Linked DNA regions of Homo sapiens: all the other regions are linked to region 3. Evidence: chromatin contacts called from ENCODE Hi-C or POLR2A ChIA-PET data. All regions are on one chromosome and are shown on one strand. The core of a region is the stretch at or near the end of the contact, and the rest is flanking DNA. Distances in the headings are between cores, read along the strand shown.

Evidence for each region. A loop is a pair of places that touch in the nucleus more often than their neighbours do. ChIA-PET counts read pairs that join two places held with the same protein, here RNA polymerase II (POLR2A). Pooled maps may share reads with other maps.
Region 1: a pooled map shows a loop between it and region 3 (2.8-fold over the local background). The contact joins the promoter of SETDB1 here to the promoter of C1orf54 in region 3. A Hi-C loop is called at or near these places in 9 of 50 pooled maps. POLR2A ChIA-PET finds 5 or more read pairs at or near these places in 2 of 52 experiments (Caco-2 and PC-3).
Region 2: a loop to region 3 is called in a pooled map, with 4 times the contacts of the local background. The contact joins the promoter of ARNT here to the promoter of C1orf54 in region 3. A Hi-C loop is called at or near these places in 1 of 168 maps with a recorded cell type or tissue (CD4-positive, alpha-beta T cell) and 10 of 50 pooled maps. POLR2A ChIA-PET finds 5 or more read pairs at or near these places in 1 of 52 experiments (AG04450).

The regions. Positions count from the first base shown.
Region 1 is chr1:150,923,841-150,927,804 of GRCh38, reverse strand. It overlaps SETDB1 (SET domain bifurcated histone lysine methyltransferase 1), which reads right to left and starts at 1,442. Exons shown (of 22, transcript NM_001366418.1): 1 at 1,288-1,442; 2 at 1-101. The coding sequence starts at 90. It overlaps LOC107985204 (a long non-coding RNA gene), which reads left to right and starts at 1,464. Exons shown (of 3, transcript XR_001738231.2): 1 at 1,464-1,545.
Region 2 is chr1:150,874,227-150,877,888 of GRCh38, reverse strand. ARNT (aryl hydrocarbon receptor nuclear translocator) reads left to right here and starts at 1,290. Exons shown (of 22, transcript NM_001668.4): 1 at 1,290-1,346. The coding sequence starts at 1,322. RefSeq lists silencers at 958-1,231, 1,235-1,664 and enhancers at 2,725-3,224, 3,225-3,662.
Region 3 is chr1:150,271,328-150,275,175 of GRCh38, reverse strand. C1orf54 (chromosome 1 open reading frame 54) reads right to left here and starts at 2,386. Exons shown (of 6, transcript NM_024579.4): 1 at 2,313-2,386; 2 at 1,006-1,089. The coding sequence starts at 2,358. All of the region lies in intron 1 of LOC124904414, which reads left to right.

The DNA of each region.
Region 1 (3,964 bases), core at 193-2,692, 650 kb before region 3:
AACCACTGCCTGTTGCAGCTCTGCAATCTCTTCAGACTCCACTGTAGCTGTTGCTGCATCCAAACCAATGCACCCAGGAAGGGAAGACATGCTTTTGTCCTCTGCATGGAACAGAAAACAAATTAAATTGGAGTCCTTATAACTACAATCAATCAATAGAGAATTTCAGTTCCCTAATAAAACTAATTCCTACTCTGCTGCCTGTTATTCTATTCAAATATTCCATGTTCTCCCTCCCTATTCTCCAGAATCTGATGCTGAGATTTTTAAGAGTTCTTATCTTCTGCTGTACGCTAACACTCCTGAAAAAGATTTAAGAGTTTGAGACGGCATGGAGAACATTCATTAAGCAGTAGAGAGCTACTGAAAATAATGTTTTGGGCTGGCACAGTGGCTTACACCTGTAATCTCAGCACTTTTAGAGGCCGAGGCAGGAGGGTCGCTTGAGGGCAGGAGTTCAAGACCAGCCTGGGCAACATGGCAAGACTCGTCTTTACAAAAAAATACAAAAATTAGCCACGTGTGGTGGTGCACGCCTTTAGTTCCAGCTACTCAGGAGGCTGAAGTGGGAGGATCGCTTGAGCCCAGGAGTAGCTGCTGTAGTGAGCTATGTTCGCGCCATGCATTCCAGCTTGGGTGACAAAGTGAGACCCTGTCTCAAAACAAACCGAACTTTAAAAATAATCTTTTGGGATACTGAAGAGAACCAATCTATAAGATATTTTTGTGGTCTATATGTGTTCCTTAACTAATGTGATAAATCTTTGTATGCTATGCCTAATTTAAACAAAACCCCACCTGGGGATGGAGTTGATTTGGAACTCACTAACTCAGTGTTTTCTCTTTCATTACTTGTTCCCCTTATATTACTTTGCTTCCATGTGGAATTTTACTTTTTAAAAAGTCTATGATATTCAAACACACGAAAGCTTGCAGCAAAAAGGTTTCCCCCAAAGTACAGAGAAGTAAAGCAACCTGGGAATAAAACGTGGGTACCTAATATCCACAATCCAAATACTTCACACATTCGTGTGAACTGCTTTTTTAATCAAACGGTTAAAGAAAATCTGATTTTCAGCGCCTCCATTTTCCTCTGCCCACACACCAGCCCACCCCCGTGCTACCCATTCTAGGGGTGCGTCCTACCCATTCGCAAACCCAGTTCAGCCCCGCCCCCGTTCGCCTCTGGGGAAGACTTCCTTCCCACCCTCGCCCGACCCCCTCCCACAAACAAAACGTCCCAGATAAGCCTTTGGTCACCAAATAACTCAACAGTATTCCCCGCACCTCCCGTCTTCCAGCTTCAAGGGCTCTTTTTCACCAACCAGACCCCAGACTCACAACTCAGGGGTCGGCCTCGACGGAAAAGAGCGAAAGCGAAGGGATAAGGGAGGAGGGGGAGGGGAGGAAGCGTGAAAGAGGGAAGGGGAAGCAAAAGAAACGCCCGGAAGCAAACCTTTAGTGCCGTTCCGGTCACCGCGACGGTAGCCTGACGGGGTCAAATCCAAAGCCGCGGGGCGCCCCTCAGAGGCGACGAAAACTAAGGTAACTACGCATGCGTTAAGGCAGAGCCTTCCAGGGGCACACGTGAGAAGAGACTGGCAGGGCAGAGTAGGCGTGGCCAGTATATTACCGAGTCTCCGCCGCTCCTACCACCCTCGACTAGTGGCCCCATTACTATATTCATTGTGTAAAGACTTAGGGAAACGCTCATAGGTTCAGAGCTTTATTCTCTCAGTTTTACTTGAGTTTGTTTTGTTACATAAGTGATACAAATTGTAAAGGCTATCAAGATGTAATAAGAAAAACGTGATAATATTCTCTCTTGCCCCATCACCACTCCGCTCCTTTCAGGTAATACAGCTTCATTTTCCAGTCTTGTATGTACGAGTTTCTGTATTTGGATTTTTGTTGTTTTCATTTAACATGTGGACATTACCTGAAGCCAATAAAAAAGGTAAAACTTGTATTTTTGGCCGGGCGCGGTAGCTCACGCCTGTAATCCCAGCACTTTGGGAGTCAGAGGCGGGCGGATCACGAGGTCAGGAGATGGAGATCATCCTGGCTAACACGGTGAAACCCCGTCTGTACTAAAAATGTTAGCCGGGCGTGGTGGCGGGCGCCTGTAGTCCCAGCTACTCGGGAGGCTGAGGCAGGAGAATGGCGTGAACCCGGGAGGCGGTGCTTGCGGTGAGCGGAGATCGCGCCACTGCACTCCAGCCTGGGCGACAGAGCGAGACTCCGTCTCAAAAAAACCAAAAAAAACAAAAAAACAAAAAACCAATAACTTGTATTTTTGACACCTGAATAGTTTAGATTGTTTAGATTGTTTTCCGTTCTCAGCCCCGACAAATAGCGCAACAATAAAAATAAACATCCTTTTGAAGTAGTACTTTTATTTCTGTAGAAAAGATTCCCCAGGCCGGGCGCTTTGTGTCCGAGGCGGGAGGATTGCTAGAGCCCAGGAGTTCCAGACCAGCCTGGGCAACACGGCGAAACGCCATCTCGACTAAAAATACAAGGTAAAAAAAAAAAAAAAAAAGCCAGGCGTGGTAGTTCGCGTCTGTGGTCCCAGCAACTCCGCAGCTGAGGCGGGGGGAGGATCGCTTGAGCCCCGGTGGCAGAGGCTTCAGTGAGAGGAGATCGCGCCACTGCACTCCAGCCTAAGTGACCGAGCGAGACTCCGTCTCAAAAACAAAACAAAACAAAAAACAAAAAGAAAAGATTTCCCAAAATGGAATTTGAGTAAAATAATATGTGCTTTTTTCCTTTTTTTTTTTTTTTTTTTTTTTTTTGAGAAGGCGTTTCGTTCTATCGCCCAGGCTGGAGTGCAATGGCGCGATCTTGGCTCACTGCAACCTCCACCTCCCGGGTTCAAGCGATTCTCCTGGCTCGTCCTTCCGAGTAGCTGGGACTACAGGCGCGTGCCACCACGCCCGCCTAATTTTTTGTATTTTTAGTAGAGACGGGGTTTCACCGTGTTAGCCAGGCTGGCCTCGTCACACCTCGGCCTCCCAAAGTGCTGGGATTACATACAGGTGTGAGCCACTGCGCCGAGCCTTCCTTTTTTTGTTTGTTTGTTTGTTTTTGAGACTGAGTTTCGCTCTTGTCACCCAAGCTGGAGTGCAATGGTGCGATCTCGGCTCACTGCAACCTCCACCTCCCGGGTTCAAGCAGTTCTCCTGCCTCAGCCTCCCGAGTAGCTGGGATTACAAGCCCCTGCCACCACACCCGGCTAGTTTTTGTATTTTTGGTGGAGACGAGGTTTCGCCATGTTGGCCAGGCTGGTCTCAAACTCCTGACCTCAAGTGATCCACCCGCCTCGCCTCCCAAAGTGCTAGGATTACTTACAGGCGTGAGCCACTGCTCCCGGCCCTTTCTTTCTTTTTCTTTTCTTTTCTTTTTTTTTTTCTGAGACAGAGTCTCGCTCTGTCGCCCAGGCTGGACTGCAGTGGCACGATTTCGGCTCACTGCAACCTCCACCTCCTGGGTTCAAGCGATTCTCCTGCCTCAGCCTCCTGAGTAGTTGGGACTACAGGTGCGTGCCGCCACGCCTGGCTAATTTTTTGTATTTTTAGTAGAGACGGGGTTTCACTGTGTTAGCCAGGATGGTCTCAATTTCCTGACCTTGTGATCTGCTCACCTTGGCCTCCCAAAGTGTTGGGATTACAGGCATGAGCCACCTCGCCAGGCCTTTTTTTTCCTTTTTTTTTTTGAGACGGAGTCTCGCTCTGTAGCCCAGGCTGGACTGCAGTGGCGCGATATCGACTCACGCAAGCTCCGCCTCCCGGGTTCCGCCTCCTGGGCCTCCCAAAGTGCTGGGATTGGGATTACAGGCGTGAGCCACCGCAACCGGCCTTTTTTTTTTTTTTTTTTTTTTTTTTTTTTTTTTTTGAGACGGAGTTTCATTCTCGTTGCCCAGGCTGGAGTGCAATGGCTGGATCTCGGCTCACCACAGCCTACC
Region 2 (3,662 bases), core at 41-2,540, 600 kb before region 3:
GTTTGTGAGACCGAGGCGGGCAGATTGCCTGATGTCAGGAGTTCGAGACCAGCCTGGCCAACGTCGTGAAACTCCATCTCTACTAAAAATACAAAAAACATTAGCCAGGCGTGTGGCGTGCGCCTGTAATCCCAGCTACTCAGGAGACTGAGGCAGGGGAATTGCTTGAACCGGGGAGGTGGAGGTTGCAGTGAGCCGAGATTGCGCCACTGCACTCCAGCCTGGGCGACAGAGAGAGACTCTGTCTCAAAAACAGACAAACAAAACTCCTCACTCTGTCCCTGTCACTGACCAAAGAAGTTACCCATTCTCAAATTACTTTCTTCATCTATTGCCTCCAATTTTGGCTGGCAATATCTCCCATACCAAACCGTTAACACCTGGATCCTTTTAGACTACCGGTTCCATAGCAGGCATTCAAAAGTTAGTCATTTAACTTTTTCACCAGGGACAAAAGTCCTTAAAAGAGGAAAAAAACTGGAAAGGATTACAAATCACCATGTGATGTTTAGGTGCTCTTTAGCACCTAAAGAGGATTTACAAGATACATTGTCTGCACGGCAACCACTCAGACGAATCCACCACCAAGCGAAGGTTTTTAGTAAAATATCCTTTTTTTTTTTTTTGAGACGGAGTTTCGCTCTTGTTGCCCAGACTGGCGTGCAGTGGCGCTATCTCGGCTCACTGCAACCTCTGCCTCCCAGGTTCAAGCGATTCTCCTGCCTCAGCCTCCCAAGAAGCTGGGATTACAGGCATGCGCCACCACGCCCGGCTAATTTTGTATTTTTAGTAGAGACGGGGTTTCGCCATGTTGGCCAGGCTGGTTTCGAACCCCTGGCCACAGGTGATCCGGCCGCCTCGGCCTCCCAAAGTGCTGGGATTACAGACGCGAGCCACCGCGCCCAGCCTAAAATACCCATTTTAATTGCATTTCAATGACGTTACTCGGTCATTGACCTCTTACGCAAGGAGGGCGAGATTAGGGAGACAGCTGGACTTCTTCCTCGCCCTCCCTTCACTGGACTGGCTGGCGCAGTGAGTAGCCCTGCCCTTGGACGATTTGGCATTTTCATTGGTCAATTTTTCTTAGGAGGCTGGCCGTGTGTTGACTCCGCCTACTATATAGGCGGGGTCTCCCCGCCGCAGGGGCTGGGATGCTGGGGGCTGCTGAAGCCGCCATCTTGGATTCCGCGGTAGCGGAGGCGGCGGTCAGGCGCCGCTTCTGGGGAGTGGCCTTTCTTTTCCCCTCCCTCCCGGTTCGGTGGCGGCGGCTCCTCCCACTGGGGGGGGGGGTGGCGCGGCGGCGGTGGCATCTGCGGCCATGGCGGCGACTACTGCCAACCCCGGTGAGGAGACGGAGGACTGGGGCGCCTCTAAAGGGGAGGGGCCGAAGGGGCTGACAACTAAGGAGACCCAGGGCTGAGGGGACGCAGCTGGAGCTGAAGGCGCCGGGGCGGGGCGGGGGCCGCGAGAGACGGTGGGGGAGCGGTGACCTGGGGAGGGGCCCGATCCCGGGGACTTGGGTAGACTCGAGTATACCCAAGGGAGCGAGGGGGCAGGTGGGAGTTGAGGGGGGCTCCCTGTCCTGACCTCCGTTGGAGCGGCAGCCAGTGCGGGGCTGGCCCGCCCTCACTCCTCGGTCGGCGTCTGGTCTGTGATGTGGTCCTCTTTTAACCCTCTGCCCGCTGGAGCCGCTTGATGCCGAAAACTGTAGGCAGAGTGTCTCGGTTTACTTTAAGAGTAGTTTGGATTCATAAACCCTGGACCACACTGCTCTTTAGTTGAGGCGTTGCTTCCAAACATTTAAAGGTTTAGATTTTAATTTAAAAAATAAAAAATGGACATTCTTTGATATATACGACGTTTCTTTAGGCTGTTACCTCCCACCCGCAACCCCCGTCCCCGTCTCCGTCCCCGGACTATACTTTGAAACTTAGATCTTGTGTTAAGAGGGCCTGTAGGTCTTTGCCTGCTGAGGGCAGGGGTTTGTGTAATGGTTATGGTTCCGGACAGGTCTTTAGTTCCACAGCCCCAGGTTTAAATCTTGTTAGGCCTACGTCGAGGCAATTTCCAAACTCTTTCAGAAAAGTTTGATTCCACACCATTTCTCAATTTCAAAAAATAATCAAATATCAAAAAGGTTTGGTCTGTTTTGTCTAAGAGATGGAGTAGGGTGTAGTGCAGTTCTAGAGAGATCAGATCTTCAAATTACTAGTCCCAGCCCTCTTTCCTCTATGTTACAGTTATTCCTCTTTAGAAGGCATTTCATTTTAGGGGTCTAGTTTATCTTGGAGACCTTGGTTATTCTTGCCAAATAAAGTCTATCCTTTTCCAAAAACCAATATATTTGATAGCCTTAAAAAGGGCCTTGAGATATGTGTGTGTGTTGCGTGGGGCGGAGAATTTCTTGAAAATAAAACAGTAGGAGTGATTACCCCCATCCCCACGTTGAAATTTAAATTAGATTTTTTTTCATGTTACTGAAAGGCAGTATGATTTTGCAATATCCAGATTTTGATAGGACAGTTGAATCACTGAAATTTCTTTTCTACCGTGTTTCTGGGAATAGCTATTTTAAGAAATGGTTAATTTGTCACGTCATTTTTTTTTAATCTTTTAAATTTTTTTTGAAGGAAAGGGAGGTAAAATTAATCGCAAAAATTACATTGCAGGAAGTGCTGAGTGATAGAATAAAACTATAAAACAGGAAAAATGCCGTTATGTCAAACCTGACCTTGTAGTAATATAACCTATCTGTGAACTATGGAATAAATAAACAAGATTTTTAACTGATCACACATTGCAAAATACTTATATAACCCTAGTTAAATTGCAAAGCATTTCTCTTATTAAGAAGTGGCCTGGGTAAACAAGTTTTAGTTCATATGTCAGAAGCTTTTTTCCAGCTGTGTGGGTGGGGTTGCTTTATTTTGTTTTGTTTTTTGAACAACAGCAACCAGAATGACAGCCTCTTGACCATATTTTCATAAGCTGATCAATATCAGCTTAAATCTTAGCAGAAAATAGCATATGTTAGTGTGTATGTGTGTGTGCAGAATCCTTGTTAATGAAACAGCTTTGTTTACTATGCTTTGGCTGCTTGCTTCTGCAATTTTTAGATTTCCTTTTTCTTTTTCTTTGTTTTCCTTTCTCCTCTCCCCTCTCTCCTGTCCCCTCTCCCCTCTTTTTCTTTTGCTACAGGGTCTTGCTCCTTGCTCTGTCGCCCAGTCTGGAGTGCAGTGGCAAGATCACTGCTCACGGCAGCCTCCACCTCAGGGGCTCAAGTGATCCTCTCACGATCAGCCTCCCGAATAGCTGGGACTACAGGTGCCTTGCCACCATGCGCGGTTAATTTTTAAATTTTTTTGTAGAGACAGATGCCTTGCTATGTTGCCCATGCTGATCTTGATCTCCTGGTCTCAAGCAAGCCTTGCCTCAGTCTCTCCAAGTTGGGAATACAGATGTGAGACACTTTGACCAGATTTCTTTTTTGATGTTGAAAAATTATTCCATCTCTTCTGACTTATTGATCCCATGTTCAGTTCAATCAAATCAGAAGATATATTTTCTTTTTTCTTTTCTCCCTTTGCTCTTGTATATCATGAGGAAGAGATCAGAGATACATTGTGGATTTTTTCAGTAGCCTGTTGCTTTTTGGGAAA
Region 3 (3,848 bases), core at 1,137-3,636:
TCCCAGCTACCTAGGAGGCTGAGGCAAGAGAATAGCTGGAAGCCGAGAGGCAGAGGTTGCAGTGAGCTGAGATTGTGCCACTGCACTCTAGCCTGGGTGACAGCATGAGATTTGGTCTCAAAAAAAAAAAATTTTTTTTTCTATAGAGACAAGGTCTTGCTATGATGTCCAGGGTGGTCTTGAACTCCTGGGCTCAAGCAATCCTCCCATCTAAAAATCACTATCTGGAAAAATAACATCATCATGAGTCTTTTTTTTTTTTTGTGACGTAGTCTCATTCTGTCGCCCAGGCTGGAGTGCAGTGGTGTGATCTCAGTTCACCACAACCTCTGCCTCCCAGGTTCAAGCGATTCTCCTGCCTCAGCCTCCTGAATAACTGGGACTACAGGCAGGTGCCACCATGCCCAGCTAATTTTTGTATTTTTAGTAGAGACAGGGTTTCACCATGTTGGCCAGGCTGGTCTCAAACTCCTGACCGCAGGTGATCCACCCACCTCAGCCTCCCAAAGTGCTGGGATTACAGGCATGAGTCACTGCGCCCAGCCCATCATAAATCTTTTTTCATTTTTTTTTTTTGAGATGGAGTCTTGCTCTGTCACCCAGGCTGGAGTGCAGTGGCACGATCTCAGCTCACTGCAACCTCTGCCTCCCGGGTTCATGCCATTCTCCTGCCTCAGCCTCCCAAGTAGCTGGGACTGCAGGCACCCGCCACCACACCCGGCTAATTTTTTGTATTTTTAGTAGAGACAGGGTTTCACTGTGTTAGCCAGGATGGTCTCGATCTCCTGACCTCGTGATCCGCCCGCCTCAGCCTCCCAAAGTGCTGGGATTACAGGTGTGAGCCACCACGCCCGGCCCCATCATGAGTCTTGATAGGTTTTGTTCATAGCCAGATTTTTCTCTGACCCCATTGCTCTGCTTCAAAGTGAAGAGCAAAGTCTCAGAACTAAATATCCTGAAGCCTCTCTCCAGTTGGCTAAGGGCAAGAGCCTTTCATGTACTCACCATAACTGGGGGTGACTGTATAATAATAGACCACCTGATAATATTCATCCTCTCCCAGTCTTTCTTCATCCTCATATTCTTGTCCTATGGGGACAAGGACTAGAGGTCAAGGGACATCTGGAACACCTTACTAACAAAAGGACACCTGGAGATGACCTCAGCGCTCCCAGCTTTCTTGCTCTTTCTTTCTTTTCTCTCTCTCTCTCTCTCCTCCAATAGTCATACTCCTTTCTTGCCTGTGCACCTCTACACCCCTCTCAGTCTTCTGGGATCCATATCTGTAATGAGGCCTGTTACTCCGTGCCCTTTCAATCCAGGAACTCCTAAAACAGAAAACAGTCCCCTTCACATACTATAAACCCAAAGGGAGAACCAGACCTAAAAAAGGTAGGAAAAGTAGAGACCAGGAATTAAAAACGCCAAGTCTTCTATTTAGTATGCTCCAGATCTTACTGTATTTGTGAGACATCTTTTCTTATCAGTATCTCTTACAAATAACTAACATACACCCTTAGGCTTTGGATTTGAGCTTTAGTTCCACCTTCACTGCTAACAGAATAACCCTGAACAATCCACTTAACATCCGCTTTCTTAAAATGAGTCAGCTGGACTAAAATGACCCATCTCTGTTAGTTTTTCTTCCCTTTCAGAACTAAAAATATGTGGCTTTGATATGACTGGATCAAGAACTCCAGGCCTCCTGCTAAACACTTCCCTGAGCTCCTTGAATGCTTTCCCTTCAACTCCAAGCTAATGACACAAGAATCTAGAGGAAAAGGAAACAATGAGACACACCTGGTAGACTGGGGAACAAAGGAGGGAAGGAGCCAAGCTACTCTTGGGACCCTGTCCCTGAAGACAGCCAGTTTTCCACTACCCTAAAGGTCACCCCACTTCTGTGTCTTTACTAATAGCAGGTTTTTTTCTCCAATTCTCTGGGAAAGGAGATACCCTAACTACTAGTTTCAGACTGTGACACCTTCCAATAATCCCTCCTTCACCCTTACTTTAGCCCCTGTCATCTTGTTCAACTTCCGTGGTGATGGAGAACTGAGCTCAGTGTTGCTAGGGCCTCCTTGTGTCTGGAGCTCCATCCTCCTTGTTTGACAGGACTCTGCTTTTTTCCCCCTTTCCTGGCTCTGCCTTCCAGATCTCCATTCTGCCCTCAACACCGGACCCCAGCACGATGAGAAAACTCTATCGCTCCCCACTGAAATGTACCTCTCACCCACTCCTCATTTTTTTTCTCCCACCCCATTTATGGTAGAAGACCTGGCACAAAAGCTCAGAGAGAGGAGTGGACTTACCCAGGATAAGTGGCACAGCAAAGATGGCTACAAAGAGGACATCCATTCTGGATTCTGCACTATTGCTGTGAAAGTAAAAAAGGAAATTACAGAGTTTCCCACCAAACTTACCCCGCCTCCCCTCCTCCTCCAAAGCAGGGAAGGAGCTGCAGCAACTCTTCTCCTCCCAGGGGGCAGAACTCCCCGCCTACTGGCTGACTGACTAGATCTCCGGTTACTGCCGGTCCCCAGCCAGAGCTGCCCAGATTGAGAGGCAAAAGGGGGTTTTGATGCAAACATGTTTCTTAAGCTCCCCCTGCCCTAGATTAGATCCATTCAAGACTCCCACTGTCACTACCAAAATAAAAATAAAAAATAAGCCTACCAAGAAGTTTCCCCTCTCCCGGCTTTCCTTCCTTCCTCCAAGGCCTCATAAAAAGTTCACCCTCCCTCTCACTGTCTCTGACTTACCATCACCACCCAGAGTTGCCTTTCTCTCTGAGGCTTCATCAGTCTCTTTTCGTCACAGTGGAAATGTTCTGAGGAAGGGGTGAGCATTTTTCTAGACTGAAAAGAATCCCTTTCTTCTGTCTGTCTGGAGCTATAGAGAATAGGAACAATATTTACCCATCATTGTCTGACTTAAAGCACCTGCTGCATGGCTTCAGCTAAAAGTCTCTCAGCCATGGTCAGTTATTTCCTTTCTGGTAACACTGACCTCACCTCACCTCTTTGTTTTTTTTTTGAGACAGAATCTTGCTTTGTCACCCAGGTTGGAGTGCAGTGGCGCGATCTCGGCTCACTGCAACCTCTGCCTCCCGGGTTCCAGTGATTCTCCTGCCTCAGCCTCCCTGGTAGCTGGGACTACAGGCGCGTGCCACCATGCCCAGCTAAGTTTTGTATTTTTAGTAGAGACGGGGTTTCACCATGTTGGCCCAGGCTGGTCTCGAACTCCTGACCTCAGATGATCCACCTGTCTTGGCCTCCCAAAGTACTGGGATTACAGGCATGAGCCACCGTGCCCGGCCTCACCTCATCTCTTTCTCAACTTCCAGGATGCAGGTTGGAAGAAGGGAGAAAGCAGATAGTCTCTTTCCCTGCTACAGGTGCCACACCTTCCCTCCCACATTCAGTCACTTGGTATGTTCCCTTCATTCCGTCCTACAGGTGTAGAGTTTTTATCCTTTCCTCTGCTTTTATGTTTCCCATGTTCATTCAATTCAGAAACCCTTAGCAACATACGTGCTAGGCACAGTGTGCTAGGCCTAGTGTGATAGGCAATTGAGAGCTTATAGGCAAGGGAATAAGAAAAGACAGTTTTGCTTTGTTCTTAAGGGAAGTTAATAAGTATCTGCTCAACATCTACTATGAGTCAGGCACTATGCAAGTGTCTGTGGAAACACCCATGAACAAGATAGGTTTACAGCCTCCTGTCAATGGTCAGAAGATGCTGTGGTAACAGCTCAATGGAGAGATGAAGCTGGCCACAGTGGCTCACGCCTGTAATCCCAGTACTTTGGGAGGCTTAGGCGGACAGATCACCTGAGGTCAGGAGAT